Linked DNA regions of Homo sapiens: region 1 is linked to region 2. A link is an interaction called in ENCODE POLR2A ChIA-PET data of the cell type or tissue named here. Cell type or tissue: PC-3. All regions are shown on one strand. Each heading gives the region's core, and the rest is flanking DNA. Links, peaks and the distances in the headings are about the cores only. Region 1 has its middle 52 kb from the start of PEG10. Region 2 overlaps PPP1R9A (protein phosphatase 1 regulatory subunit 9A).

What was found. ChIA-PET counts read pairs that join two places held together with the same protein. Peaks named below come from ENCODE experiments on the same cell type or tissue, not always from the same donor. Only the 100,000 strongest peaks of a DNase experiment are listed, where the experiment ranks them.
Region 1: POLR2A ChIA-PET joins it to region 2 with 6 read pairs; 3 of 35 experiments call an interaction of 5 or more read pairs at or near these places.

Annotation. Positions count from the first base shown.
Region 1 is chr7:94,700,116-94,716,478 of GRCh38, reverse strand. It overlaps the pseudogene RNU6-956P. Among named protein-coding and RNA genes, the nearest start is that of PEG10, 52 kb to the right of the region's middle. In PC-3, for the core only: no CTCF peak of the experiment used is centred there; no DNase peak of the experiment used is centred there.
Region 2 is chr7:94,965,832-94,982,194 of GRCh38, reverse strand. The region is part of intron 2 of PPP1R9A (protein phosphatase 1 regulatory subunit 9A); the gene reads right to left. Among named protein-coding and RNA genes, the nearest start is that of PPP1R9A, 66 kb to the right of the region's middle. RefSeq lists an enhancer at 12,255-13,097. In PC-3, for the core only: no CTCF peak of the experiment used is centred there; a DNase peak (open chromatin) is centred at 9,694; H3K27ac peaks cover 3,112 bases.

The sequences.
Region 1 (16,363 bases), core at 4,643-9,642, 260 kb after region 2:
TTATCCACCACAATCAAGTTGGCTTCATCCCTGGGATGCAAGGCTGGTTCAACATATGGAAATCAATAAACGTAATCCATCACATAAACAAAACCAATGACAACCCACATCATTATGTCAATAGATGCAGAAAAAGCCTTTGATAAAATTCAATAACTTTTCATGTTAAAAACTCTCAATAAACTAGGTATTGATGAAACATGTCTCAAAATAATAAGAGCTATTTATGACAAACCCACAGCCAATATCATATTGAATGTGCAAAATGAAAGCATTCCCTTTGGAAACAGGCACAAGACAAGGATGCCCTCTCTTACCACTCCTATTCAACATAGTATTAGAAGTTGTGGCCAGGGCAATTAGGTAAGAGAAAGAAATAAAGTGTATTCAAATAAGAAGAGAGGAATTCAAATTGTCTCTGTTTGCAGATGACATGATTGTATATTTAGAAAACCCCATCGTCTCAGCCCAAAATCTCCTTAAGCTGATAAGCAACTTCAGCAAAGTCTCAGGATAAAAAAATCAATGCGCAAAAATCACAAGCATTCCTATACATCAATAATAGACAAACAGAGAGCCAAATCATGAGCAAACTCCCATTCACAATTGCTACAAAGAGAATAAAATAACTAGGAATACAGCTAACAAGGGATGTGAAGGACCTCTTCAAGGAGAACTACAAACCACTGCTCAAAGAAATAAGAGAGGACACAAACAAATGGAAAAACACCCCATCCTCATGGATAGGAAGAATCAATATCATGAACATGGTCATACTGCCCAATGAAATTTATAGATTCAATGCTATTCCCGTCAAGCTACCATTGACATTCTTCACAGAATTAGAAAAACTACTTTAGATTTCATATGGAACCAAAAAAGAGCCTGCATAGCCAAGACAATCCTAAGCAAAATGAACAAAGCTGGCAGCATCAGCTACCTTACTTCAAACTATACAAGACTACAGTAACCAAAACAGCATGGTACTGGTACCGGTACCAAAACAGACATATAGATCAATGGAATGGAATAGAGACCTCAGAAATAACACCACACATCTACAACCATCTGATCTTTGACAAACCTCACAAAAACAAGCAATGGGGAAAGGATTCCCTGTTTAATAAATGGTGTTGGGAAAACTGGGTATCCATATGCAGAAAACTGACACTGAACCCCTTCCTTACATCTTAAACAAAAATTAACTCAAGATGGATTAAAGACTTAAACGTAAGACCTAAAACCATAAAAACCCTAGAAGAAACCCTAGGCAATACCATTCAGGACATAGGCATGGGCAAAGATTTTATGATGAAATCCTCAAAAGTAATTGCAACAAAAGCTAAAATTGACACATGGGATCTAATTAAACTAAAGAGTTTCTGCACAGCAAAAGAAACTATCATCAGAGAGTACAGGCAACATACAGAATGGGAAAAAAGTTTGCAATCTACCCATCCGACAAAGGACTATGGTATAATATCCAGAATTTACAAGGAATTTAAACATATTTACAAGAAAAAAACAACCTCATCAAAAAGTGGGCAAAGGGTATGAACAGACATTTTTCAAAAGAAGGCATTTATCCAGCCAACAAACGTATTTAAAAAAAAGGTCAACATTACTGATCATTAGAGAAATGCAAATCAAAACCACAATAAAATACCATCTCATGCCAGTCAGAATGGCAATTATTAAATAGTCAAGAAACAGAGCTGGCGAGGCTGTGGAGAAATAAGAACAACTTTTTACGTTGTTGGTGGGAATGTAAATTAATGTAATAAAAATTAATCAACCATTGTGGAAGACAGTGTGGCGATCCCTCAAGGATCTAGAACCAGAAATACCATTTGACCCAGCAATCCCATTACTGGGTATATACCCAAAGGAATATAAACCATTCTATTATAAAGACACATGTACACATTTTTTTTTATCTTCCCCAATTTAAGTCTTTTAATTTAGAAGTAAACTTTAATGTTGAAAATGCAAACTTGAGGAGGGCAGAAAGATCACACACTAGACTGCCACTTCACACCTGTAGAGTTGCACTGGGGTGGGACAGAGGCGCTCCTCACTTCTCAGATGGTGCTACAGCCTGGCAGAGGCGCTCCTCACTTTCCAGAAGGTTCCAGGGAGAGAAGGTTAGCACACGTATGATTATTGCAGCACTATTCACAATAGCAAAGACATTGAACCAAATGCCCATCAATGATAGACTGGATAAAGAAAATGTGGTACATATACACCATGGAATGCTATGCAGCCATAAAAAGGAATGAGATCATGTCCTTTGCAGGGACATGGATAAACCTGGAAGCCATCATCCTCAGCAAACTAACACAGGAACTGAAAACCAAACACCACATGTTCTCACTCATAAGTGGGATTTGAACAATGAGAACACGTGGACACTGGGAGGGAATAACACATACTGCTGGGCGGGGCCTGTCGGTGGGGGGAAAGAGGACGGAGAGCATCAGGACAAATAGCTAATGCACATGGGGCTTAAAAGCCAGGTAACAGGTTGATAGGTGCAGCAAACCATCTTGGCACACGTATACCTAGTATACCTATGTAACAAACCTGCACGTTCTGCACATGTATCCTGGAACATAAAGTTAAAAAAAAAAAAAAGAAAAATTCAATAAATTAAGGAAAAATAAAATCATACAAATAGAGAAAGAAGCAACCCTTGACAACCAGAGGGCCGCCAGATATGGTTTTCAAGTAAAAACAGAATAGTGTGTCAATTTGTTCCAGAATATTAAAGATTATAGTGAGGGATAAAACTTGAGTGTACATAGCAAGTTGTATAAGGTTTGAGAAAAATGAATTTTATTTACCATACTTTATAATATCTTAGTCTAGGAAAAAAGATGAAATATATTAAAATTTGGAGGAAGTTTGCTTAATTTTAATGGGTTTATTTATAAAGATATTTTAATATCCTTTACTGCAAAAGACTACATTAATGCAATCCTGGAATTTTATCTTCTCCCTGTTAAAACATAAATTGATCTTGAAATATTTAATCGGCTTTTAACAAAGGGAATAAGATTATTTTTTACCGTCTGTGTAATCTACAGAGTTAGCAGGAATTCTGTATATCACCAGAATAATTTCCTGAAATTTGTGCTGATTTTATTTTGTTATCAATTTTTTTAAAGTTCATCATTTCAGGAGAACTAAAGTTTCTTATAATTGTGTTACTTTCATCTTTTATAAAATATTGTTACTTTATGTATAATTAAGCTATAATCAGTCATTGCTCACAGGCAACTGTGATACTGTATCAATCAAATGACCAGATCTTTTCTGATAATTCTGTTTCTTCAAGATCAGATTCTAAACACAGAAAAAAAAAAGAATAGATTGTCTTTTTGTTTTTTCATTGTGGTAAAATATACAAAACATAAAATTTGCCACTTTAACCATTTTTAAATGTGCAGTTCTGTGGCATTAAGTACATTCACATGTTTGTGCACCTGTCCCTACCATCCATCTCCAGAACTTTTTCATCTTCCAGAACTGAAACACCATACTTATTAAACAATAGCTCCCATTCATCTCTCCCAACAGCCCCAGCATCCACCATTCTACTTGCTGTTTTATACATTTTATTATTCTAGATAGCTTATATAAGTGCAATCATACAGTATTTGTCTATTTGTGACGAGTCTTACTTAGCATACTACACAAAAGCTTTCCATGTTGAACGTAGTCTAATCTATCTACTTTTTTTGTTGTCTGTGCTTTTGATGTCATATCCAAGGAGTCATTGCCAAATCTGATGTCATAAATCTTTCCTCCTATGTTTTCCTCTAAGAGTTTTATAGTTTTAGATTTTGCTGCTTGGACCTTTGATTCACTTTAAGTTAATGTTTATATATGGTATAATGTAAGAGTCCAACTTTATTCTTCCGCATGTGGATATCCAGTTGAAATAGATAACCATTTGTCGAAAAAAAAAATAGAATGCTTCGCAAATTTGTGTGTCACACTTGTGCAGGGATCATGCTAATCTTCTCTATATTGTTTTAATTTTAGTACACTTGCTGCTGAAGCAAACTCGAAGATGTTTTCTAAAATTACAATTATCTTTTAGATTGCCCAGGGACCCCCCTGGAAAATGCAGAAATCACAAAGATTTCTATATTTACTACATAAAAAGAGAGATGCTAGAAGTATTTTAGATTGCTTTGATATACCTCTGTTTCTGAATTCTGAAATATTTCTGAAGAATTGTCAAAATAAAAGCATAATTTTGGACAGATAACATGTTATTCATATAAAAATTTCTGAAATTGTACATTTTGCAAAATAGGTTGACAGGTTCAAGAGATTTGTTAATGACTTCATTTGTCCATAATGTGATTTTAATCCAAGGAAAAGCATTGAAGAAATTCTTATGAATTGGTTATGTATTGTACCCCCATGGAAAAGTTTACTCGCCTTTTGATATTGTTAGTTACTGGAATAAATCAATCTCATCCATTTAGTCATAGTATTATGCAGGCAGTTCTGCTTTGTTCATGATTGTAATACAAAAACTGGTATTCACCAGATCCAGAAGCTACACTATTAAATAGTTCTTCAAGGAAAAAACTTGAGAAAAAAATAATACATACATAAAAATATAAAAACACACAATGAGAAAAACAATAATACATCATCCAAGTATTGGAAAACAAGCACTGTACTCCTAAGAAATATTTTATTTATGGAAAGATCTTCAAAATAGCCTAAAAATACAAACCAGTTAAGTTTATAAAGCATATGCTAAAATTGCAAGGTTATGAAAGGCGTTTTGGTCTTTTTGATGCATAACATTTAGTTATGTATTAATATGTATTTTTAACATGCATCCAGTCCCCAAAGAAAACATATTTCATTTTAAATATTATTTTTGACAAAGCAGTTTTTGTCTTACACAATTTAAAGTAAATCAAGTGGCATTTTTTCTGAATAGAAAGACACCTAAATTTATATTGTTATAAAATAACATAATATTTTATATTATTCATATCTTTACATAGACATATATTTTATGTCTAAAAATATACATATATAAATACATATATTTATAATATGAATATAAAAATTTATGTAATATATTTTATATGAATTATATTGTTACATAGATAAATGATAAATATACACATTTCTATTTATATAAATTTACATATTTATATTTGTAATATAAATATATAGGACATTTATATAAATATAAACGTGTATTTATATTATAGTATTATTTATATATTTATATAGTACATATAACTATATGTAAATGTTATATATTTAAAAGTGATCAGTGACCCCATATTAATATTTAAAACTATTTTAGGTAAATGTTATTTGTATTCTTTATTGATATGCTAATATAAAATAAAATATTTTGCTTAAATTCAATTTTTTATTATCTACCATAGAAAACAGGCAAAATGGTTTTTAAAAACTTGAAGGAGACTTGATAAGCCAAATAGATTGGAAAGTCTTAGGTGGTGTAATTATGTAATGTTTATGGATAATTTTCTTTTCATTTTATTGCCCGTTTCACCATGTGCTGGATAATTTTCTTAATGAAAGCTAATAATAGGTTTATGTTATTTAAAGAGAAACTCCAACAACTTTTGTAGAAAATAACTATCAATAAAAAGAGGACATTTTGTAAACATATATAGATGAATTCTAATTGTGTCCAGGCATTCATAAAAGTTCATATCTGTGGCAAAATATCATTTTAAAAGTATTGAACGAAGCTGCTTCAGAAAAACCTGAATTTTAAAATTTTTGTTTCAGAAGAGTATTTTTATATCTTATTCATTTTACAATGCATATCAAACTGATATTCTTAACATTGTTTACCTTATTGTCATTCGGCAGCAGAAAATGGAAACATATATAGCCTTTGTAGTTTCAACTTAAGTAGGGGCAGGATAGCCTCTCTTTTTCTCCAGCCTTTGGTCCTCATGAATTCAAATGTTTTGTTAATGACAAATTCAGTATGCCTGAGGCTTTCAAGAATGTTAGTCTTCCTATTTTTATACTTAGGCAGTACTGCATGGCTTCTGAGCCTTTCCAAGTGTATTGTTTTTAATAATTTGTATGTACAATCAAAGAAACTTCAGGAAACAAGGTTGTTTGAGGATATTTTCTGTATTTCTTGGGTAATTGCTGAGCATCCCTCCAGCTTCAGAATGTACTATGGAAACCTCGTGTTTATCCACCTGCCCCTGCATGTGACCTCTAGATTCCAAAGAGTGGATTGAGGTGTCATTCCGAGGTCCAAGAGTTTACACAAGGCATATTTTAATTTGGTATATTCTCTATCTTAAATTAGTATATTCAGATCATGTTTAAGAATTTTGAGCTAGAGTTTATGCTATTTTTATGATACCACAAGAATATACATGGACATTAAGTTTAGTAATTACCAGAAGAAATGTTTGCAGAACAACAACAAAACAACTTTGGGCAACGATCATTCTTGAAGTTAATGTCGCTGATGCCACCTTCCCCACCCCCTGCTACAACCAATCAAATCTAATCCTGTTATTAAGTTTACAAATTTTTTAAAAACCCTAAGTTGATTACTGTTAATTTAAATATTCCAATAGTTTTTACTTTAAGTGATGAACAAATGGTATCATCGAGCAATGCCTAAAAAATGGAGGAGATGTTACTAGGCTTCAAGCCACTGCAAAGCCAGTTGAATTTCGGGTGCTAAAGCAATGATATTATTGTGGAAGTAAGGAATGTGCATATTGCACTAACGTGCTTTTATCAGAGAAAGAAATACAATGAAACTGTATTTCAGCAACATTTTTAGAAGAGTAATCTTCCTAGAGCCCTGGTATCTTCTATTTTCACTTCAGCTGTTCCCATTATTGACAATAACTGTTATAATCCTGATCCTAAACCTGGGAGTTCATGAATTTATTCATCACTTACATACAAGTTAGATTGTTGCTGTACTCCTGATGAGATAATGAGGGCCAAGATAAGGCAAAAGGAACAGAAAAGATAAGTTTAAAATATATTTAAGGTAGGATGTATACAATATGGGTACTGCTTGGAATAAAAAAAGAAAAGTAGATTTGGAAGCTTAAAATAGGGTATAATTGTGACTGACATACAAATACAAAATGAATACCTGTCAATGATTTTATTTAACTCATTAACTAATGAGGGACCCATAAATGTTACAATTGATCCAAATGAGTGTTAAAGAATATGCGCATATATAAGCAATAAGTATGTGGGAATTTATTTACAAATTGGTGTAAAAAGGTCTTATTCCATGGGAAGTAGAGAGAAATCAGTTTAATTTCCCTAAGACAAAATTAATTTGTGTGATTCTGTAGAGTAATTACTTGCATTGCTATCAGTTACTTACAACTTACAAGAATTATAAAATAACTCAAAGATGAGGAAAAATACAGAGAACCTATAGATCAGATGACAGTAATAATGTGCTTAGACAACTGCCTAGTTTTCCGCTGAAGACACCCAGTAATCCTTCTGGTTCATTACAAAGAAGAGAAGACATGAGCTTAATTTAAAAAAAAAATTTAAGTGTTCTCAGAGATTTTTAGAATAAATACTGATAAATATTCTTTATATTTGACGTCTGATAATTCTTTTTTTTTTTTCCAGAAAAGACTGAGAACAAGGCTTACCTGACATACAGTAAGACTCACTGAATGCTTTCTAGTATACCTTGAGAGAAAGGCTATTAATATTGCAAATCTTCTTATAAAGAATATATTTTGATGGAAGCTTTATTTAAGTCAATGATCCTTTTTCTGATTACAGCATTGCCCAGCTGTCTGTAATTTTCAGTCGCAAACATCCTCAGTCCCATCACTTTCAAAGCAATCTTACAAGCAGCAACAAGGTTCATTACCAAGAGAAATGGCAGTGAAGAGATGCAGAAGATGCACCCCAAAATATGTCATTTTGGCATATTGATTATTTTGAGCTGAAGACAATTAAGAAGAAACAGACATAAGAAAAACTCTCTTCCCTCCCTCATTTGATTAAAAGCAGAATGTAAATTTGTAAATGTGCCTCTCTCTCCTCTCCACCAGGAAGGACAGAGGTAATTATTGGAGACAGCTCTAGACCCTTATCAGCCTGGAGATTGCACTAGAGGAATCCATGTAACAAATCTTATTAATTAGCCCTTATCTTTCATTCATCCCCCCATATATTTGCCTTCCCATAATTTGCTGCCCTAGAAACTCAAAGTCCTTTTCCTTCATCTTGTCACATCTCTAAAATTTATTGTTTAAAATTTATTAAGATGCTATGTAAGCCCAAATGCTAACCATCCCTTTGAGTGCTCTTCTGTGTACGCATACTGTACATGTTAACAAACTTCTGTTTGTTCTTCTCTTATTAATGTGTCTTTTGTCAGTTTAATTTACAGGGCCCCAGCCAATGATTCTAAGAGGGGTAGAGAAAAGAAAAGAAAACTTTCTCCCCTACAAAAGGAGCAGCCGTTGCTCAATTTTAGCCATGACAGTTTCATCTTTCATCATCACCATACACCCTCTTGGCATGTTAAGTCCCACAACCTTCACCTTGTCAGCAGGGAGTGTTATCCAGATAGATCCATCCTCCGACACTGTGGTACCAAAGGTATTTCTTGATTTCTTCCCTCTAGCTAGTATTTCTCCATGAAATAAATTCCAAAATTACATAAACCCTACATGTCAGAGAAAATATATATTTTATGGCAAAAATGAGAGCATATTATTAACAAATTATGCTGAATAATAGCTGGCTTGACTAGATTCTATTGCTAAGGAATAAAGGTAAAGAAATAACTAGACAAGGCAGTTTTATACATGTATCCCAGTCATTCATTTAAGCAGGCACCTGCAATTCCTTTTACAATTGCAATGAAAGCCCTCAACAATCTCAACTATGTTTGAAAAAATACTTGGAGAACTTAGGTCAAATTATTAACTAAAATTAACTCCGGATAGTGGGTTTATGGTTTTTTTTTTAATTTGAGCAAGCTTTTATTAGTTTTTATCAGTTAGTTCTTTTGTTTGCTTCTGTTTTTAAGGAGAATTTAAAATTCTACCTGAAATCAGTAAACTAACGTCAGAAAAAATTTAATGAGAAAAGAGTGTTTTTCAGGAAGAACTGATTATCTCTGGCTAATTTTCTTTCCGCTTGTTAGACTTTATAAGTAAGTTATTTTGTTAAACCTTGATTTCAGTAAAAATTTCCTATAGTCAGTGGAGCGATGTAAAACAGTCTGGAGCAGTGATTTAGAATCTCAAATGTTCTGACGTGTCAAATTGAAGCCATGCTTGAAAAATCCATGTTACAGCTATTATGTTATTATTCAATGCTGCTCTTTGCCCTGGAAGGAAGACATGCATTCCTCACAATCTTAGGAGCCTGGAGAGCTGGCTACAACACCTTCGAAGATTACATTTAATTAATTAATTAATTTATTTATTTATGAGACAGAGTCTCGCTCTGTCACCCAGGCTGGAGTGCAGTGGCGCGATCTCAGCTCACTGCAACCTCCGCCTCTCAGGTTCAAACGATTCTCCTGCCTCATCCTCCCGAGTAGCTGGGACTACAGCTACACCATGCCAGCTAATTTTTTTGTATTTTTAGTAGAGATGGGGTTTTACCATGTTAGCCAGGCTGGTCTTGAACTCCTGACCTCAGATGATCTGCCTTACTCGGCCTCCCAAAGTGCTGGTGTGTCCGGAATTGATGGGTTCTTGGTCTCACTGACTTCAAGAATGAAGCTGCGGACCCTCGCGGTGAGTGTTACAGCTCTTAAGGTGGCGCGTCTGGAGTTTGTTCCTTCTGACGTTCGGATGTGTTTGGAGTTTCTTCCTTCTGGTGGGCTCGTGGTCTCACTGGCTCAGGAGTGAAGCTGCAGACCTTCACGGTGAGTGTTACAGCTCTTCAGGCGGCGCGTCTGGAGTTGTTCATTCCTCCAGGTGGGCTTGTGGTTTCGTTGGCTTCAGGAGTGAAGCTGCAGACCTTGGCGGTGAGTGTTACAGCTCATAAAAGCAGTGTGGACCCAAAGAGTGAGCAGTAACAAGATTTATTGCAAAGAGCGAAAGAACAAAGCTTCCACAGTGTGGAAGGAGACCCGAGAGCGTTGCCACTGCTTGCTCGGGCAGCCTGCATTTATTCTCTTATCTGGCCCCCACACACATCCTGCTGATTGGTAGAGCCCAGTGGTCTGTTTTGACAGGGTGCTGATTGGTGCGTTTACAATCCCTGAGCTAGACACAAAGGTTCTGCACGTCCCCACCAGATTAGCTAGATACAGAATGTGGACACAAAGGTTCTCCAAGGCCCCACCAGAGTAGCTAGATACAGAGTGTCGATTGGTGCATTCACAAACCCTGAGCTAGACACAGGGTGCTGATTGGTGTGTTTACAAACCTTGAGCTAGATACAGAGTGCCGATTGGTGTATTTACAATCCCTGGGCTAGACATGAAGGTTCTCCACGTCCCCACCAGACTCAGGAGCCCAGCTGGCTTCACCCAGTGGATCCCGCACCGGGGCTGCAGGTGGAGCTGCCTGCCAGTCCCGTGCCGTGCACTTGCACACCTCAGCCCTTGGGTGGTTGATGGGACTGGGCGCCGTGGAGCAGGGGGTGGTGCTCATCGGGGAGGCTTGGGCCGCACAGGAGCCCATGGAGGGGGTGGGAGGCTCAGGCATGGCGGGCTGCAGGTCCCGATCCCTGACCGGCAGGAAGGCAGCTAAGGCCCGGTGAGAAATTGAGCGCAGCGCTGGTGGGCTGGCACTGCTGGGCGACCCAGTACACCCTCTGCAGCCGCTGACCCGGGTGCTAAGCCCCTCATTGCCCGGGGCGGCAGGGCCAGCTGGCTGCTCCGAGTGCAGGGCCGCCAAGCCCACGCCCACCCGGAACTCCAGCTGGCCCGCAAGCGCCTCGCGCAGCCCGGGTTCCCACTGGCGCCTCTCCCTCCACACCTCCCTGCAAGCTGAGGGAGCCGGCTCCGGCCTTGGCCAGCCCAGAAAGGGGCTCCCACAGTACAGCAGTGGGCTGAAGGGCTCCTCAAGTGCCACCAAAGTGGGAGCCCAGGCAGAGGAGGCCCCGAGAGTGAGCGAGGGCTGTGAGGACTGCCGGCACACTGTCACCTCTTACTGGGATTACAGGCGTGAGCCACCGGGCCTGGCCGAGGATTACATTTTAATGAGGTAGACCAGGAATACAAAAAAGTCTTTCAGCTTTTCCTGTGCCTTTACATGTCTTACTGAAAGAGTGCTCAGAAATTATAATTTGGGTGTGTTAGGACTTCATTCTGTTAGGGATTCTAAAAAGTAATATATGATATGTAAAATGTGTGTAATCTATGGGAGTTGTTCATTTCTTTTTGTTGAATTTTAAGTGTTTGTTACATATCTTAGATAATATTTCTTTCCAGGTGGGTGTTTTGAAAATATTTTTCTTCTGGTCTGTGCCTTCTCCTCTTATTAGAATGAGAACCAATATCTTTTACAGAGTTTTTCTTTGTTTTTAAATTTCAATGAAGAACAGCATATTATTGCTCTATTTGAGAACATCTAGATTTTTTTTCCTGTTTTCTTTTAGTTTCATTGTTTTGTGTTTACATTTAAGTCTGATACATTTTGAGATAATTTTTCTTTTTTTTGAGACGGAGTTTCACTCTCGTTGCCCAGGCCGTAGTGCAGTGGCATGATCTTGGCTCACTACAACCTCTGCCTCCCGGGTTCAAGTGATTTTCCTGCCTCAGCCTCCCTAGTGGCCGGGGTACAGGCGCGCACCACCACACCAGGCTAATTTTGTATTTTTAGTAGAGACAGGGTTTCACCATGTTGGTCAGGCTGGTTTCGAACTTCTGACCTCAGGTGATCCGCCTACCTCAGCTTCGCAGAGTGCTGGGAATACAGGTGTGAGCCACCATGCCTGGCCTTGAGATAATTTTTGAGGAGTGTAATAACTATGTCTAGATTCTTTTTAAATTTTTTTTTGCATGTGGATGTCCAGTTATTACAGCACCATTTGTTAAAAGATTATCTTTTCTCCATTGTATTGCTTTTTATTCTTTGTGAACAATCAGTTAACTGTATTTTTGTAGATATTTGAGATTTGTGTTTGTTCCTTTAATCAATTTGTGGATTATTTTGCCAATACAATGTTTCGTGATTACTACAGATTTATAATAAGTATTGAAGTTGAGTAATAACAGTCCTCTTTCTTGTTCTTTTTCAATATTGTGTTGTTTTGATTTTTTTCTCTTCATATAAATGTTAGAAAGTATTCTCAAAATCCACAACATAATTTCTTTGGGTTTAGATAGGGATTGTGTTGATCTATAGATGAAGCCGAGAAATGACATCTTGACAATACTGAGTTTGCTTGTATATGAGAAGGAAATATTTCTTCTGTGAAATACAAACTATACTCTGAAATACACTGCTTCTCATTTGAATAAGAAGACGAGGCTCAGACTGGAAGAAAAATACTTTGAGAATACCTATAATATTGTATATGGTTATTGATTTTTTCATCAGAATTATATAGTTTTTATCAAAATGATATTGAATATATTTTTTTAGATTTATATGTTTCATTTTGAAAAGCACTAATTTAAATGTTAAGGCATTTAAAATTTCAAATTTGACTTGTTCATACCTGCTATATAGGAAACAATTTACTTCTGTATATTAATCTTGTGTTCTGTACCCTTATTATAATTGTTTATTAGTTCCAGATTTTTTTAGGTTGCTCATTTTGGATTTACTACATAGACAATTTAGTCATCTGCAAAAAATGGCAGTTTTATTTTATCCTTCCCAAACAGTATACACTTTGCCCCATATTATACTATTCAGATTTTCAGTAAAATGTTGAGATGGAATGCTGATAGAGGCCATCACTGACTGGATCCTGATCTTGGCAGGATAACTTCTAGTTTCTCACAGTCTAGGTTATGATGGTAGCTGTTGGCTTTTTTTTTTCTTGTTGTTGTTGTTGTTTGAGATGGAATCTCACTCTGTTGCCCATGCTGGAGTGCAGTGGCGTGATCTTGGCTCACTGCAACCTCTGCCTCCCGGGTTCAAACGATTCTCCTGCTTCAGCCTCCCAAGTAGCTGGGACTACAGGTGCCTGCCACCACACCTGGCTAATTTTTTATTTTTTGTAGAGATGGGATTTCACCATGTTGGTCAGGCTGGTCTTGAACTCCTGACCTCAGGTGATCTGCCCGCGTCAGCCTCCCAAAGTGCTGGGATTACAGTCATGAGCCACCGCGCCTGGCCAGCTGTTGGAGTTTTTAAAAAATATTTTGTATAAAGTTGAGGAAGTTCCCTTCTTTTCCTTCTTTGCCCAGTCTTTTAACCACGAGAAGGTACTAGATGTTTTCAAATGTTTTTTTCTCCATTTATATGCTCATGTTATTTTTCTTCTTTAGTCTTCATGGAATGGATTGCATTAATTGGTTTTTAAATGTTGAACCAGATTTGCATTATCTGAAATAAATCCAAGTTGGTCATAGTGTGTAATTGTTTTTGTACCTCATTGAATTTGAATTGCTAGTATTTTGTTGAGGTTTTTGCATGTACATTTATAGGAGATATTGGTCTGTGGTTTTATTTTATTGTAATGTCTTTGTCTGGTTTGATGTAGGTTAATGCTGGCCTCATATAAAGATTTAGGAGGTATTCTGTCTTCTCCTGTCTTCTGGGAGTTTGGCTACTGTCTCATGTCTCTTCACATTGCAGGGCTATTTCTTTTCCTCCTTCTTGGCTTCAGGAGTGTCCTGGGGTCTTTGCTATGAATGTTCCAATACCAGCAGGTCACAGAGCGATGGAGGCTTAGGCTGTGGCACAATCACAGAGACCTCCTGGAGCGGAGGACACAGGGCAGTGAAGCACTAACCCCAAGCTCTGGCTGGAGCGAGAGACAAAGGCTTTATGGGTTTTTAAAATCTTCTTTACAGTTCACTGTGCTCCCCAAATTTTGTACAATGAATTATATCAATGTTTAATTAAAAATAAAGGGAGCCAACCCCTCACAAAAATCTTCAAGGATGTCCTTGTAAAGCCTTAGAAGCAAAAGGAATGATGTAGACACATAAGGTAATATAAATCATGTCAATTTAATTTTTTTCACTGACATACTGCTATGTCAAAAAAAAACCCAAATATTTTTCTAAGTCACTAATACAGAAAACATTGTCTCATATTGGGAATACACTTGAAGAATCATGGAGCACCTGGTAAAAAAGAAGTAGTCGACTTTACAATAGAAAGTCTTGTATTCTCCTGGTAAATGCACAATTGTTATTCCAGCTTTGGCAATAGCAAGTATGCACTTCTGTTAAAGTTACCAAGTTACTTGCTCCCCAGTTTCTATGGTAACCTCTTTTTGTGGGGGTATATGTGTAAAAACATCATAAAATTAAGAATGGGGTTTCTTCCAGAAGTTCCACAGCATAGGGCTGAGAGGTAAGCGGTCTGTGTTTGAATTGACCTTAAAATGGATTGACACTTCTGGCCCCTTAGTAAGAATCGTAATATAATGTTCCTCCACTGAACTAAAAGATGATGTGGAAATGAGAAGAAACAGTCAATAAAGGATTTAACTACTTCAAAAAGGGAAACATAGAGCTTAAAACTGAGCATACTAATGGTCTAGAGCTGAAGAGCTGTGAAAGTCATTCACTCACAATGTGTCTTTTGTCTGCCCCTAGAAAGGAATGCATAGGTTACACACATAGACTCCCTTTTCTATGGTAACAGCAACTTTCCCCAGGGCAACAGGAAATAGGAAGGGAAAATATTTTTGCAGGCCTGACATTGGAGTTAAGTAGATGAAGTTTTTGGTAAATAACCAGGCTTCACCAGACTCTTAATCTCCCTTCACCAAGGACACTCTGCCCTCCTGCTCTTTCCTTTGTGTATTCAGTCAAAGCTTACTTGTAACAATCTGTCATAAATGTCCTTAGAAATATAAATGCTTGATTACAGGTTGTTACTTTAGGTATTTATTCACAATGGGGAATATGCTCATAACCACAAGGAAGGATGCTCCACAGGTAACACTTAAGGCATAAAACAGGTTAGTAAGGGAGATAGCAGGGTAAAGGGAATCCTGTGGTGAGCCTGGAATTAGGCTCCTAAAGCTGCCTTCTTTTAAAGCCATAAAGTTAATCCTATCCAGAAATACTTTTTTTTTCTATTTTTAATTGTGATAAAAAATCCAACATAACATTTACAGTCTTAACTATTTTTAGGTATAGCATTCAATAGTGTTCATTATGTTCACATTGTTGTGCAATGGATCTCCAGAATGTTTTCATCTTGCAAAACTGAAACTCTATATCCATTAAACAACAACCCCCCCATTTCCTGGTTCTCCCAGTCCCTGGTAACCATGATCCATTGTTTGTCTCTATGAATTTTTTTTTTAATAGAGACAGGGTCTCTCTATTGCCCAGGCTGATCTTGAACCCCTGGGCTCAAGTGATTCTTTCACCTTGGCCTCCCAAAGTGCTGGGATTACAGGTGTGAGCCACTCCACCCAGCCTGTCTCTATGAGCTTGACTGCTTTAGATATCTCATACAAGTAAAACCATGTGGTATGGTCTTTTTGTGACTAGTTTATTTCACTTAGTGTAATGTCCTCAAAGTTCATCCATGTTGTAGTGTGTGACATGATTTCTTTCCTTTTTAAGACTGAATAATATTCCATCATATGGATATACCACATTTTGTTTATCCCTTCATTCACTGATGGACATTTGAGTTGCTTCCACCTCTTGGTGGAAGCTGCTATAAACATGAGTGTTCAAATACCTCTTTGAGATCTTGCTTCCAATTCTTTTGTATATGTACACAGACAGGGATTGCTGGATCACATGGTAATTCTATGTTTTTATTTTTTGAGAAACTGCCATACTCTTTTCCATAGTGGCTGCATGATTTTGCATTCCCATCAACTGTGTGCAAGGATTCCAATTTCTCCACATCCCTTCTAACGCTCGTTTTTGTTTTTGTTTTGGTGGTAGCCATCCTAATGTATGTGAAATAATATTTCATTGTGGTTTTGAATATTTATATTAATTAATACTACATTTTTTACTAGACCATCTAATTTATAAAAATAGCTTACAATCTAACTAAATTATATCCCTGCAAATATTATAATACTTGGCAAACAATGATGCAAAAGAATGAAAAGCATAGTGATTCTCCAAGACTCATGGGAAATTAGTAATAAATTGGGAGTTAAACTTGTAGCTATGAAGGCCCGTGCCATTTATGTAATCCCTGGAAACACAGATATACTTCTGACTTCCATGTTCTGTTATTATTTC
Region 2 (16,363 bases), core at 6,892-11,891:
ATATACACCATGGAATACTATGCAGCCATAAAAAATGATGAGTTCATGTCCTTTGTAGGGACATGGATGAAGCTGGAAACCATCATTCTGAGCAAACTATAGCAAGGATGGAAAACCAAACACTGCATGTTCTTGCTCATAGATGGGAATTGAACGATGAGAACTCTTGGGCACAGGGCGGGGAACATCACACACTGAGGCCTGTAGTGGGGTGGGGGGTTGGGGGAGGGATAGCATTAGGAGAAATACCTAATGTAAATGATGAGTTAATGGGTGCGGCAAACCAACATGGCACGTGTATACATATGCAACAAACCTGCACATTGTGCACAGGTACCCTAGAACTTAAAGTATAATTAAAAAAAATTAAATTAAATTAAAAAAAGAAACTCTTCTCTGTAATAATCACAGCAACTTGTAACAACCTCAATTTTGCTTCATGACTGCTATGAAAATATGGACACTAGTGTGAAAAGACAAGAAATACAAAATTGTATTAGAATATATGTACATATGTATGTATAATAGCCTAAGATGAAGACTTCACCTGAAAATAACACCAGCTGGAGGTTGAAAAGAAAATTATCTGTAATACAAGGTGAAAATATGCCCACAAGATAATTATCTGTAATAATAAGTTTTTTTTAAAAAAAACGTAGGCCAGGCACAGTGGCTCATGCCTGTAAACCCAACACTTTGGGAGGCTGAGGCAGGCTCATCAGAGGTCAGGAGTTTGAGACCAGCCTGGCCAACATGGTGAAACCCCATCTGTACTAAAAATACAAAAATTAGCCGGCTGCGGTAGCGCACTCCTGTAGTCTCAGCAATTCAGGAGGCTGAGGCAGGAGAATTGCTTGAACCTGAGAGACAGAGGTTGCAGTGAGCCGAGATCGAGATCTTGCCACTGCACTACAGCCTGGGCGACAGAGTGAGACTGTGTCTCAAAAAAAATAAATAAATAAGTACACTGGGCCCCCTGCCTAAGAAGGTTTATGGGAACAAGGGTACCCTACTCAACAGAAAGAATGTGACATCTGAGACCAAAAACCTAAGCTTCTAGCTCACATTTTCTTCTTTAAGCTAGATACAAATGAGATGATGAAAAACTGTGAGCAAGCAACCATCTCCCATTATTCTCTAGCACAGCTGCACAGCAATTTACAAATATTTATTCACTTGCTTATTATCTCTTCCACTACACTGAAATTCCTGGAGATAAGGACGGCCTGTTTGTTCACCTTCAAATAGGCAGTGGTAAGTTCAGAGCGTGGCACACAGATGCCACTCAACAAAGATTAGTTATACAAATATATGACTCTTCTATATGCATTTTTAAAATTATCTGATGGTAGAGATCACTTTCTTATGGTCAGTGGGCTTTGAGTAATATTCAATATTTTTATCCTTCTCATAAGAACCCAGATCAAAGAAGTTATTTTTATGTACACTGTCACAGTAACATACTCCATAGTTGTGCGGCACCTCAGAGATAAGGTAGGCCAGGATTTTTCAAAAAGCAAGTTATGACTCAGTAAGGGTTATGAAATCAATTTAGCTCATGTCCAACTTTTTCTAAAAAAAAAAAAAAACACTAAACTGGGCATGGTAGCATGCGCCTGTAGTCCCAGCTACTTGGGAGGCTGAGGTGAGAGGATTACCTGAGCCCAGGAGGTTGCGTCACCACACTCTAGCCTGAGCGACAGAGTGAGACCCTGTCTCAAAAACTGAATATTTTATAAACAGCTAGAAAAGTATTAGAATGTACTGTACAATGTAAAAGTAAGTACTATTTCATGAAACTTTTATTTTATATATATAACTGTAATATTAATACAATATTAATACACACACACGCACATAAATGTGCCAATGCACTGCTTAGAGCAAGCTTGTCCAACCTGTGGCCCACGGGCCGCATGAGGCCCAGGGTGGCTTTGAAAGCGGCCCAACACAAATTCGTAAACTTTCTTAAACATTATGAGATTTTCTGTGATTTTTTTTTTTTTTTTTTTAGCTCATCAGCTATTGTTAGTATATTTCATGTGTGGCCCAAGGCGATTCTTCTTCCAGTGTGACCCAGGGAAGCCAAAAGATTGGACACCCCAGCTTAGAGTGTAGAGTTGTGGCCAAATTTTAAGAACAAGCATCAATCTAGACAATTACGCCAATGGTAAAAGAAGCATTAGTCTAGACAATTATACCAATTCACAAGTATTATGAATTTTCTGACTTAATATTTCAATCCTTACAGGTAAATACTAAAAAGGTACCCCAAAACCAAAAAAAAATACCTTTAACATTGTCAACCAAAGTAACATATACTCAACCATTCTTTTTCTCTTGTCAGATAATTGAGTTATGCCTGCACACCACCAAACTAGCATTTGGCTTTCACTATTTTAAATAACTGGCCATAGGACATAGGAGACATCTGCACAGTTACAATTAAAAACAAAAGCTGAGTAAAGAGCCTTACTCCTTCACCTAAGCCACCACAGAATTTGGTGTTTCCCCTGGAGAAAATTAAGAGGTAATAATGACACTTGCCTCATTGGGTATTCAGAGATCTTCCATGGGGTGACCTTGATAATAACAGATTACAAGTAACTCTAAGTCAACTGAAAACAGCTTTCTAAAAAACTTTTTTTAAGTCCACACTATCTAGAAATAACCTAAAATTACTGTCAAAGCTTTGCATCCATTTGCTAAGTAGCATTTAACATTAGTGCTTATTATCTTTTGTAAAAACCTAAGGGTGATACACTCAAACCACAAATCCCATTGAGAGATCTCCAAGAAAATTCACAGAGACAGCACTGATTAACAGCTACACTCTCCTATAAAGACTCACTAATGGAGATATACAGGATATACCTGGCTATTAATAAACTGAATTTAATACAATTTATTGCAGAAAAACTAAAAATGTAATCTGGCACTACAAATATATGACAAATCTGATTAACAAAATAAAAGAGTTTGCTCAAACAAGTAAACTCTAATAGTAAACCAACTGTCTCTCCCTTCAGAATTTGCCCAGAAAGCACCATAAACTTGATCTAAACAACTCAAATTCTATCACTACAAATGTTGATGTTGGCTGGACATGGTAGCTCATGCCTATAATCCCAGCACTTTGTGGGGCCAAGGCGGAGGAATCACTTGAGGTCAGCAGTTCGAGACCAGCCTGGCCAACATGGCAAAACCCCATCTTTACCAAAAATACAAAAATTAGCTGGGCCTGGTGGCACATGCCTGTAATCCTAGCTACTCGGGAGGCTGAGGCAGGAGAATAGCTTGAACCCAGGAGGCGAAGGTTGTAGTGAGCTGAGATCACGCCACTGCACTCCAGCCTGCGCAACAGAGCGAGACCGTGTCTCACAAAACAAAACAAAAACTGTTGATGTTTTAAGAAGAAGCACTACTCTGAACATCTAAATTAAATGGATTCTGGAAAATAAATCAGTCTAGAATTTTCAGAAATGTTGAAAAGTTGAAACAGTATTCAGAATACTTACACTAGGTCATTATTTCATTCTAAATATGACTGGTGTTTATTTTGGGAAAAGCACTCAGCGAAGAAACCACTGAATGAAAATGAATGCAGCCCACAAAAAAAAGATCAAGATAGAAAAAAGTGTCGAGAAATGAATTGGCAATGTAAAATTTTTAAGCAGCCTCCAAGAAAAGGAGTAAGTTTTTAGGAAAAATACTATCATGCCTAGAATTATTTATCAGGCTTTCATAACTTTACTGAAGGAGAATCTGTAATATTTATTCAGTCTTTCAAGCATTTATTCTTTCAGTAGCCATTTACATGTCACATAAAAATTTAGTCTACTCTATAATCATAAATCAATTAAAAACATGCAGGCTCTATATTTAGTAGATAGCCATAATTTGGCTTTTTGGTACAATTCAATCTCAGGTAAACTGAAACAATTTACTCTCCTAGATTATTCCTTAGCTAGGTATCTTATAAGAAATCACTTTATGGCCTAGGAGAATTATGCCACTCCCCATTCCCTATCCCTCAACGTTCACAGGCTTTGCATCACAATCTACTTTGAAGACACTGGAGCTAAACACTCACTTTATCCCCTTCATATCAGTCACCACAAGAAGCCCAAGATGGGCCGGGCATGGTGGCTCACGCCTGTAATCCCAGCACTTTGGGAGGCCGAGGCGGGTGGATCATGAGGTCAGGGATTCAAGACCAGCCTGGCCAATATGGTGAAATCCCATCTCTACTAAAAATACAAAAATTAGCCGGGCATGGTGGCACGTGCCTGTAGTCCCAGCTACTCAGGAGGCTGAGGCAGAAGAATCGCTTGAACCTGGGAGGCAGTGGTTGCAGTGAGCCGAGATCACGCCACTGAACTCCAGCCTGGGTGACAGAGCAAGATTCCATTTCAAAAAAAAAAAAAAAAGAAAATGAAAAAGAAGACCAAGATACCCAAGTCATCCTTCACCACCTAGCCTCTTATCACCATAACATTCTCTATATCCCCTGATTTGGCCTCATATCCCAACCATCCTCTCAGGAACTCATTGTCAATTGTCTACAGATTGATAAACAGTCTGACTTGTTAATCTTCAATTTAATTATCTCCTCTAAATTCTCTCCTGAACTCACCCCATTCAAGCTTTTGTCCCACCTCTCCATGAAAATGACTCCATTCAAAGATTACCAATGTCTTCAATGTTGCTCAATGGTCAATTCTCATCTTAGTCGAACCATCAGCAACATTTAACAAAACTGATCACCCCATTTTCTTGAAACATGTTTCTTAACTTGGCTTTTGGGGAACCATCTACCTCAGCTATTCTTGATGGTCACAGTTGCTCTTCTTGGTCTACTTTGCTGATTCCTTGTCTTCCCAGCCCCTCAATAATGGAGAGCTCTGGGGCTTGTGACTCGAATCTCTTCTTTTCCTATATTCACTCTCTAGTGACAACTGCCAAATTTCTCTTCAACCCAGACATCTCCCCTAAACTGCCTTTCGAACACCTCAATTTGAATGTCTAACAGGCACCTCAAGTTTAATATGTAAAAACCATATCCTTGATCCCCTCTTACTCCCACAAGCCCCCATATCCTTCAGTCTTCCCCACTGTAGGGAAAGGCAATTACAGGATTCTAGCTGTTTAGACCAAAAACCTGGCTGATATCCTTTACTCTCATATACCATAGCCAATCTGTTAGCCAAGTTGGATCTACCTTCCCAATATATCGCAACACACACTTACTTATTCAATTCTCATTTATTCTCTAGATCCCCAGCAAGAATATAACCTACATAAAGAAGGGACCATGTCTGTTTTGGTCACTGTAGTATCCCCAATACCTAGAATAGAGCCTGACACCAAGCAGATACTCAATAAATACATGTAGAGTGAATGATTAATAAATAAAAGATTCCAGATCCTTGATTCCATTCAAAATAACAGCCATCCCATCAAAGTAAAACATTCCCTGAGGCTGAAGTTAAAACAGCCTTACTCCCTGCTAAAAAGAACCTCTTTTATTTAATGAACACATATATTCACCAACCACAACCAGTCAAAACAAAATATGCATTAAGAATAAAACATGTTAGGCTGAGATAGGTGGATCACGAGGTCAGGAGATCGAGACCATCCTGGCTAACACACTGAAACCCCGTCTCCACTAAAAATATAAAAAATTAGCCAGACGTGGTGGCACATGCCTATAGTCTCAGCTACTCGGGAGGCTGAGGCAGGAGAATCGCCTGAACCCAGGAGTCAGAGGTGCAGTGGGCCGAGATCACACCACTGCACTCCAGCCTGGGTGACAGAGCGAGACTTCATCTCAAAAAAAAAAAAAAAGAATAAAACATGTTAAATATAACAGATAATGTATTATGCATGACTCACCAAAGAACTAAAATCCAACATAATAAACAATGCCGTAATAATTTTTGTATTATTTTATGTTATTAATAATTTAGTAGGTATTTTAGTTTTCTGTCCTGTACAATACCAGTCATCACCATACTTGACAGATAACAGATAATTTCCCAAATAAACTTTATATCATAAGCCCTTATCAGTCTCTTTTAAAGACAGAAAGTGATTAACTCTGTTAATCAATGCTGGCTAAAAAAAATACAGGAGCACTAACCATTTTGTAACCAAACCTGAACACACAATCCCTGATATAGAGACATAAACTTAATAATGACCCAACATTTAGAGAGAAAAGAGAAAGTAAAGAAAGAGGAAGACAGAGAAACCGGGGCTACTTTCTAAAATAGTAATCACTAGGGGAATGAATAACCTGAAATTGTACCTTTATAATTGAGAGGAAGGGGTTAAAAATGTACAATTAATAAATTACTGGTTTTTATGAATGACCAGTGACATCTTCTGAGAAGACCCCAATCCAGCTAAGCAAAGATAACCTATTTCTTTCAAACTGATTTGGGATATATTTTCCCACAGAAACAAAAATATCAACTCAATAAATGGAAATTGTACAGTTAATACTTAAAGTACATTTGGGTGAAAAATATTTGTGAACTGGCCTGGGAACATAGCCAGTAATTTTTGTACTGCTTCAATAAGGAAAAAAAAAATGTGTTCTGAGTTCCAAACAGCTGTCTTACACATAAACTTCTGAAACACAACTAGCTCATGTTCTGGAAACTGTGTATACAGGTTATATTTCAAGGGATTCAATTTGGCCCACAGCATTTCTGAATATGTTTAAGAATGAGTCACTTTACACTAGACCTCTTCCACTCAGATGCAGTTTCAAAGACCTCTAGCTTCAAGGATCTTAATCCTTAAAAAAAAAAAAAAAAAAAAAAAAAAACAAAAAAAAACTACAGCCTGTCCAGAGGTAAATGGAAATGTTGAACATTTTATAAATCTGCAGCAAAGCTAAAAGAACAGCTTCAAGCTACCAGGCTACTTTTCTTCATCTATGAATAAACTAGAGTAAACTTCCTTTATCACAGTGATTCATATCAATTTTTAGGTTATAGCACAATGTCACTGCTTATTTGATTTTGAGACCAGAGTATGTTATATACTAAGATTCTTCTAAAGACTGCAACACAGTATTTTTTTTCCAAATTAAGAGAAGAGTTCATTTTTTCAATAATTTAAAAATGCTAGCTAAACTTATCTGAAAAGCTCCCTAAGGGTCCTGAAAAATATGGATTAAGAATCATTTATATATAGGGACATATCAGATACTATAAACTTTCCTCTCAAATTCTATTACTGCTTACCAGAGCCCAGGATCTTAAAACTACAATCAATTTCCTGTATGGTGTCTATATTTCCTCAAATTAAAACACCATTTCTGTTTTCTCTTCTCTATAACTTTCTCTTCTCTATAACTTGTCTTGACTTATTTATGAGTTATTTTAATGTGCCTCTACTGAACAACTCAAATAGCTGACTTTAGTGATTGAAAATGCTGTTATCCAGTCAAGACCAGCTTGACTGTGGCAAAGACATTTATGTACGTTTCCCAGGAGTTAAGAAAATAAAACAAGAAGCGTCAATGTTTTTTTAGAAGAGAAACAAGAATGAAACTGTGTTGACCTGACGTAACTAAAGAGACCCATCACTGCCCCAGTGTTTCTTAGATGAATTAATCAGAAGAAAAGGACATGCTCTTGTTCTTTTTCCAACACCTTCCTCTGATACATCATCCACTCTCACACTACAATCCAACACAAAGATCTATTTTTATTGGACAGCTCGTTCCATTTGGATGTCCTGTCATCAAACTCATTGCAATATATAAAGATAACACTCAACTTATCCAAAACTAAACTTACCATTTCATCTTATAAAACTATTCTCCTAATTTCCATTTCTCTATCTATGATTATCCTGGTGTCTCTGGCTAGGAACTTGTTTACCATTTACATCAGAAATGCCGAGACTGCCTTTAAAAATGCAATTTCTGTCCTCTTACCCAACCTGCCAAAATCAGAACCTTACCAAGCTCCTTAGGCGATCCTAATACACACTCAAGTTTCAGAACCTCTATCTCAGATTCATCCTTAACTCATGCAGTTCATCCAATATCACATCCTTCATCTCTCAAAGCCTACTATTGTTGCCAGAGTGCAGGATCCTAAAACCACAATCAATTTCCTAAATGGTGTCTACATTTCCTCAAATTAAAATTTCTGAGGTCAGGCATAGTGGCTCATGCCTGCAATCCTAGCACTTAGGGAGGCTGAAGTGGAAGGATTGCTTGAGCTCAGTAGTCTGAGACCAGCCTAGGCAACATAATGAGACCCTGTCTCTACGAAAAATAAAAAATTAGCTGGATGTGACAGCATGCGCCTGTAATTCCAGCTACTTGGGAGGCTGAGATGGAAAGATCACTTGAGCCTTGAGGTTGAGGCAACAGTGAGCTATGATTGTGCCACTGCACTCCAGCCTGGGCAATAGAGCGAGACATTTTCTCAAAAAAAAAAAAAAAGAAAGAAAGAAAAAAAATAAAATTTCTAAAACACCACTTTTGTTTTCTCTGTTCTATAACTTGACTTATATACCATAAATAAAGGTCATCTTCCTAATTCTGACACTATCTAATCCCTATCTCTCTCTTGTCCCCTATGAATTATCTACTCTGATTACAAATGTTCATTCAACATGCTAATTCCTATCTCACTTACTATATTCATTTTAGTCTGTCATTCTCCACCACCAACAGTTCAACTCTCCAAAATCTATAACGTTCACTTTTTTTCTTATCCATCTATTCTTCAAGGGAATGCTTAAGTCCCAAACTCGCTTTTTGGTTCTCAACACATGACATCATTACAATTCAAGGCATTTTTTTAGCCTATCATTCTCTCTACATCTCCTAAACAATAATCTTATTAAATCACTTTTTAAAAATAAGCAGTTCAGCCCTTTTCAACTCTAGTTTATAACCTAAGGTAGAAAATAACTTAGTAAACAATAACCAAAATATAAAAACACATTATTTTTATGATGTGGTAGATATATTTCTTGCTTCAATATTTTGTGGAGGTTTCTTGTTTTCACAGTATTTAAGACAAGGGACAAAATCTCATAAAGCAAAAAAGTGAAGGAAGTGAAATCTCAGCATTGTTTTAAATGACTGAAACATCCTGGAAAAGTACGAAGTAATTTCTACTTCCGGTTTTTAAAAATATATTGTGTCCAGGAAGTCATTATTTCCTTACCATTAAGAATCTATTCATTCCATTGGTCTTTATAACTGTTATGGAATGGAAAGAACATGAAACTTGGATTCAGTAAGAGTGTATTAAATTTAGAATGGGATGACTTTTTGACAAGATCCTCTAACTCTCTAAGATCCAGTCTCCCCATCAGTAACATGGTAGTTACCAGGTCCCATGACTTGGCAACACTTAATAGTCAGATCACCTAAATCCTAAAATGTTCCAGGTGCTCTCAACCTGTCTTCAGATTAATCTTCCTCTAGGCTGCCAGTGTACACCTACTGCAAATCTACTTAATCGGCCATTCATTCTCTTCTTGCTCAGAAAGGCCAGTTCCTGGGAAGAAAACTCAAACCCAGGAAACACAGCTGGAATAAGTTAGTATCCTAGTCACTGTGCTAATGCTAGCAAAATCATAAATCTATTATTCACGGGATAATGCTTAGCTACTTGTGACAAATTGAAGGTTGAGAAAATATTTGCACAAAGAACCATCATACCAGCTGAGTCAGGGCCAAGGTAGAGGTCACTGCTAGAGAACAAGAAGCCTGTCACATTTGCAGGGAAAAAAAAAAAAAATTGGTCCTAACAGCATAAGTTAGGAATGCATTGTTTCATCTAAGAAAGGTTGTTGCTTTTCTCTCTGGTCAATGTTTGATTTGCATTAATGTAATAAATCATGAAAGTCAAAATCAATGTGAATCTTATCCACTTACATAACTAGAACTAAAACTTAGATAAACTACCTAATAAAAATAACAAGACCATATATACACAGTACAAAAGACCAGTAATAAGTACAGTACAATACCAAGGTTGTATGAAAAAACAGACAACTGCTTTTATGAATTAAAATTAGGCATTATTATTCACATCCCACAGCCACCTTCTATGTGTGCCTGGGTCATCATGGCCATAACAGAAATATCTCTGTATTTTAATTTAGAATCAACTCATTATGAGAATACAAACTGGGTAATAAGTTGTACTGAAGTATGTAAATAAATTGCATAAGGAGAGTTTGTAATGATGGAAGCCTTCTTCAACACAAAGCTTTAAATCAGGTTTTAAAGGAAATGACTATGAAAGCAAAGGGAAAAACTTAGGAAGAAAGAATTCTTATATCCTAACCAATTTAAAAATCCTGAAAATCTCAATAGATTAACAAAGTTCAATGTATTTGTCTTCTGAATAGCACTGAAGAGATTGTTAAAATACTTCAACTAGATTACTATGTCTATGAGTTGAAACAGCAACTTTCAGCACACCTTTTTTGGTTATTGCTTTGTTTGCTTCTCCGCTGACCTGCAATCACATGCAAACACTCCTATATAAAGACTACTGTGAGTACCACAGACTGACCCATACAGAGGGTTCCAAAGGTACATAATTTCACCTGCTAGCAACAAAAAGAATAGAAAACTGTGAATTCTCAAGATGATCTCAAAGAGTTTTGAAGATGACTACGATAGTCTAAATAAGAGTTAAGAGTTATTTTACACTTAATCAGTTTGTTTCACATTCTTTTGCAATGAGAAAATAACTAGGAAATCTGGCCATGGGTAATAAAGAAAAAAAGCGTTGCAGTCTTTTCTTGCTTGGTCATCTTTAGCAATTCATTTATCCAAAATTTCAAGCATGAAATGATTACCAAGTAGCTTTTGTCATAAAATGCCATTTGCCCATTAATACACTTGGCTGACTACCTGAGGATTACTTAAATGTGATTTCTACCAAGAAATCTTCCTAGACCTCCCCCACTGCACCCTGACCCCCAGTGGGAGGCTCCTCAGTGGTCCACCACTAAGTGATTATCACTCTTGAGGCACTCACCACACTGGCTTCTAACGGTTGACTTACAAGTATTGCTTTTTTTTCTCTTTTGTCCCTTTCCCCTCTCTCCTACTAGACTCTGAGCTCATCTGAAGACAGACTATCCCCAAGTTCTTACACAAATTCTGCCACAGAGTAGACACTTGACAAATGTTTGCTGAATGAGAAAGCATAGAGAGAGGGTGAGGACGCTAAAGACCACAGAGATCTTCCAGTTGTTGAACTTCCACTTACTATGTAAGAAATTAGAGGTACAGAAGATTTAAATACTAAAGCCATGGTTAGAAAACCCATTTCCACTACTCAAGGATGCTTCCTTATGTCAGTTCTTTATATACAGAATACAGAACCCTGTTTACTCTTAACAATGTAAAATTAAGTAGTCCCAGCTACTGAGGAGACTGAGGCAGAAGAATCGCTTGAACCCAGGAGGCGGAGGTTGCAATATGCTGAAATCGCACCACTGCACTCCAGCCTGGGCAACAGAGAGAGACTCTATCTCAAAAAAAAAAAAAAAAAAAAAGGTGGCTGGCAAGATGGTCAAATAGGAACAGCTCCAGTCTGCAGTTCCCAACAAGGTCAACACAGAAGATGGGTGATTTCTACATTTCTAACCGAGGTACGCAGCTCATCTCATTGGGACTGGTTAGAGAGTGGGTACAGCCCACAGACAGTGAGACAAAGCAGGGTGGGGCATGAGCCAAAGCAGGTTGGGGCATTGCCTCTCCCGGTAAGTGCAAGGGGTCAGGGAACTCCCTCCACTAGCCAAGTGAAGCCGTGAGGGACTGTGGAGTGAGGAACGGTTCACTCCAGCCCAGATACTATACTTTTCCCATGGTCTTTGCAATCTGCAGACCAGGAGTTTCCCTTTGGTGCCTATGCCACCAGGGCCTTGGGTTTCAAGCACAAAACTGGATGGCCGTTTGGGCAGACACCAAGCTAGCTGCTGGAGTGTTTTTTCATACCCCAGTGGCACCTGGAATGCCTGTGAGACAGAACCGTTCACTCCCTGGAAAGGGGGCTGAAGGCAGGGAGCCAAGCAGTCTAGCTCAGTGGATCCCACCCCCATGGAGCCCACCAAGCTAAGACCCACTGGCTTGAAACTCTCGTTGCCAGCACAGCAGTATGAAGTCGACCTGGGACACCCCAGCTTGGTGGGGGCAGGGGTGTCGACCATTACTGAGGCTTGAGTAGGCGGTTCTCCCCCTCACAGTGTAAACAAAGCCACCAGAAAGGTCGAACTGGGTGGGGCCCAACACAGCTCAGCAAAGGCACAATAGCCAGACTGACTCTCTACATTCCTCCTCTCTGGGCAGGGCATCTCCAAAAGAAAGGCAGCAGCCCCAGTCAGAGGCTTATAGATAAAACTCCCATCTCCTTGGGACAGAGCACCTGGGGGAAAGGGTGGCTCTGGGCGCAGCTTCAGCAGACTTAAACACTCCTGCCTGCCAGCTCTGAAGAGAGCAGGGAGTCTCCCAGCACAGTGCTTAAGCTCTGCTAAGCATCAGATTGCCTCCTCAAGTGCGTTGCTGACCCCTGTACCTCCTGATTGGGAGACACCTCCCAGCAGGGGTCGACAGATACCTCATACAGGAGAGATCTGACTGGCATCTGGAAGGTGCCCCACTGAGACAAAGCTTCCAGAGGCAGGAACAGGCAGCAATCTTTGCTGTTTGACAGCCTCCACTGGTAATACCCAGGCAAACAGGCTCTGGGGTAGACCTGCAGCAAACCCCAGCAGACCTGCAGCAGGGGGGCCTGACTGTTAGAAGGAAAACTAACAATCAGAAAGGAATAGCATCAATATTAACAAAAAGGACGTCCACACAGAAACCCCATCCAAAGGTCAACATGAAAACACAAAGGTAGATAAATCCACAAAGATGAGGAAAAACCAGCACAAAAAGGCTGAAAATTCCAAAAACCAGAATGCCTCTTCTCCTCCAAAGGATCATCACAACTCTTTGCCAGTAAGGGAACAAAACTGGATGGAGAATGAGTTTGACGAATTGACAGAAGTAGGCTTCAGAACATGGGTAATAACAAACTCCTCCAAGCTAAAGGAGCATGTTCTAACCCAATGCAAAGAAGCTAAGAACTTTGAAAAAAGGTTAGATGAATTGCTAACTAGAATAACCAGTTTAGAGAGGAACATAAATGACCTGATGGAGCTAAAAAACACAGCACGAGAACTTCGTGAAGCATACACAAGTATCAATAGCCGAATCGATCAAGCAGAAGAAAGCGTATCCAAGATTGAAGATCAACTTAATGAAATAAAGCATGAAGACAAGATTAGAGAAAAAAGAATCAAAAGGAACAAACAAAGCCTCCAAGAAATATGGGGCTATGTGAAAAGACCAAACCTACATTTGATTAGTGTACCTGAAAGTGACAGGGAGAATGGAACCAAGCTGGAAAACACTCTTTAGGATATTATCCAGGAGAACTTCTTAACCTTAAATGTAAACAAGTTATATGCCACAATTAAAAGACACAGACTGGCAAATTGGATGGAGTCAAGACTCATCGGTGTGCTGTATTCAGGAGACCGATCTTATGTGCTAAGACACACATAGGCTCAAAATAAAGAGATGGAAGAATATTTACCAGGCAAACGGAAAGCAAAAAAAAAGCAGGGGTTGCAATCCTAGTCTCTGATAAAACAGACTTTAAACCAACAAAGATCAAAAGAGACGCTCACGCCTGTAATCCCAGCACTTTGGGAGGCCGAGGCGGGTGGATCACGAGGTCAGGAGATCGAGACCATCCCGGCTAAAACGGTGAAACCCCGTCTCTACTAAAAATATAAAAAATTAGCCGGGCGTAGTGGCGGGCGCCTGTAGTCCCAGCTACTTGGGAGGCTGAGGCAGGAGAATGGCGTGAACCCGGGAGGCGGAGCTTGCAGTGAGCCGAGATCCCGCCACTGCACTCCAGCCTGGGCGACAGAGCGAGACTCCGTCTCAAAAAAAAAAGAGACAAAGAAGGGCATTACATAATGGTATAGGGATCAATGCGACAAGAAGAGCTAACTATCCTAAAAACACATGCACCCACTACAGGAGCACCCAGATTCATAAAGCAAGTTCTTAGAGACCTACGAAGAGATTTAGACTCCCACACAATAATAGTGGGAGACTTGAACACTTCACAGTCAGTATTTGACAGATAAACAAGACAGAAAATTAACAAGGATATTCAGGACTTGAACTCAGCTCTGGACCAAGTTGACCTAATAGGCATCTACAGAACTCTCCACCCCAAATCAACAGAATATACATTCTTCTCAGAACCACATTGCACTTATTCTAAAATTGACCACATAATTGGAAGTAAAACACTCCTCAAAAAATGTAAAAGAATGGAAATCACAACAAACAGTCTCCCAGACCACAGTGCAATCAAATTAGAATTCAGGATTAAGAAACTCACTCAAGAGCTTGCACTGAGCCAGGATCGCACCACTGCACTCCAGCCTGGCAACAGAGCAAGACTCCACCTCAAAACAAAAAAAAAGAAACTCACTCAAAACCACGCAACTACATGGAAACTGAACAACCTGCTCCTGAATGACTACTGGGTAAGTAACAAAATTAAAGTATAAATAAATAAGTTCTTTGAAACCAATGAGAACAAAGACACAAATGTACCAGAATCTCTGGGACACAGCTAAAGCAGTGTTTAGAGAAAAATTTATAGCACTAAATGCCCACAAGAGAAAGCAGGAAAGATCTAAAATTGATACTCTAACATCACAATTAAAAGAACTAGAGAAGCAAGAGCAAACAAATTCAAAAGCTAGCAGAAGACAAGAAATACCTAAGATCAGAGCAGAAATGAAGGAGACAGAGACATGAAAAACCCTTCAAAAAAAAATCAATGAATCCAGGAGCTGCTTTTTTGAAAAGATCAACAAAATAGACCACTAGCCAGACTAATAAAGAAAAAAAGGGATAAGATACAAATAGACACAACAAAAATGATAAGGGGGATATCACCACTGATCTCCCACAGAAATACAAACTACCATCAGAGAATACTATAAACACCTCTATGCAAATAAACTAGAAACTCTAGTAAGAAATGGATAAATTCCTGAACATATACACTCTCCCAAGTCTAAACCAGGAAGAATTCGAATCCCTGAATAGATCAATAACCAGTTCTAAATTGAGGCAGTAATTAATAGCCTACCAACGAAAAAAAGCCCAGGACCAGACGAATTCACAGCCAAATGCTACCAAAGGTACAAAGAGGAGCAGTAACCATTCCTGCTGAAACTATTTCAAACAACAGAAAAAGAGGGACTCCTCCCAAACTCATTTTATGAGGCCAGCATCATCCTGATACCAAAACCCTGCAGGGACACAATAAAAAAAGAACATTTCAGGCCAATATTCCTGAAGAACATCAATACGAAAATCCTCAATAAAACACTGGCAAACCAAATCCAGCAGCACATTAAAAAGCCTATCCTCCATGATCAAGTCAGCTTCATCCCTGGGATGCAAGGCTGGTTCAACACAGGCAAATTAATAAACGTAATCCATCACATAAACAGAACCAATGACAAAAACCACATGATTATCTCAATAGATGCAGAAAAGGCCTTCAATAAAATTCAACACCCCTTCATGCTAAAAATTCAGTAAACTAAGCATTGATGGAATGTATCTCAAAATAAGAAGAGTTTTTTATGACAAACCCACAGTCAATATCATAATCAATGGCCAAAAATTGGAAGCATTCCCTTTGAAAACCAGCACAAGACAAGGATGCCCTCTCTCACCACTCCTATTCAACACAGTATTGGAAGTTCTGGCCAGGGCAGAAAGAAATAAAGGTATTCACACAGGAAGAGAGGAAGTCAAATTGTCTCTGTTTGCAGATGACATGACTGTATATGTTGTATATTTAGAAACCCCAGGGTCTCAGCCCAAAATCTCCTTAAGCTGATAAGCAATTTCAGCAAAATCTCAGGATAAAAAAATCAATGTGCAAAAATCACAAGCATTCCTATACACCAATAAGAGACAAACAGAGAGCCAAATAATACGTGAACTCACATTCACAATTGCTACAAAGAGAATAAACTACCTACGAATACAACTTAAAGGAATGTGAAGGACCTCTTCAAGGAGAACTACAAACCACTGCTCAAGGAAATAAGAGAGGACACAAACAAATGGAAAAACATTCCATACTCATGGATAGGAAGAATCAACATTGTGAAAATGGCCATACTGCCCAAAGTAATTTATAGATTCAATGCCATCCCCATCAAGCTACCATTGACTTTCTTCACAGAATTAGAAAAAAACTAC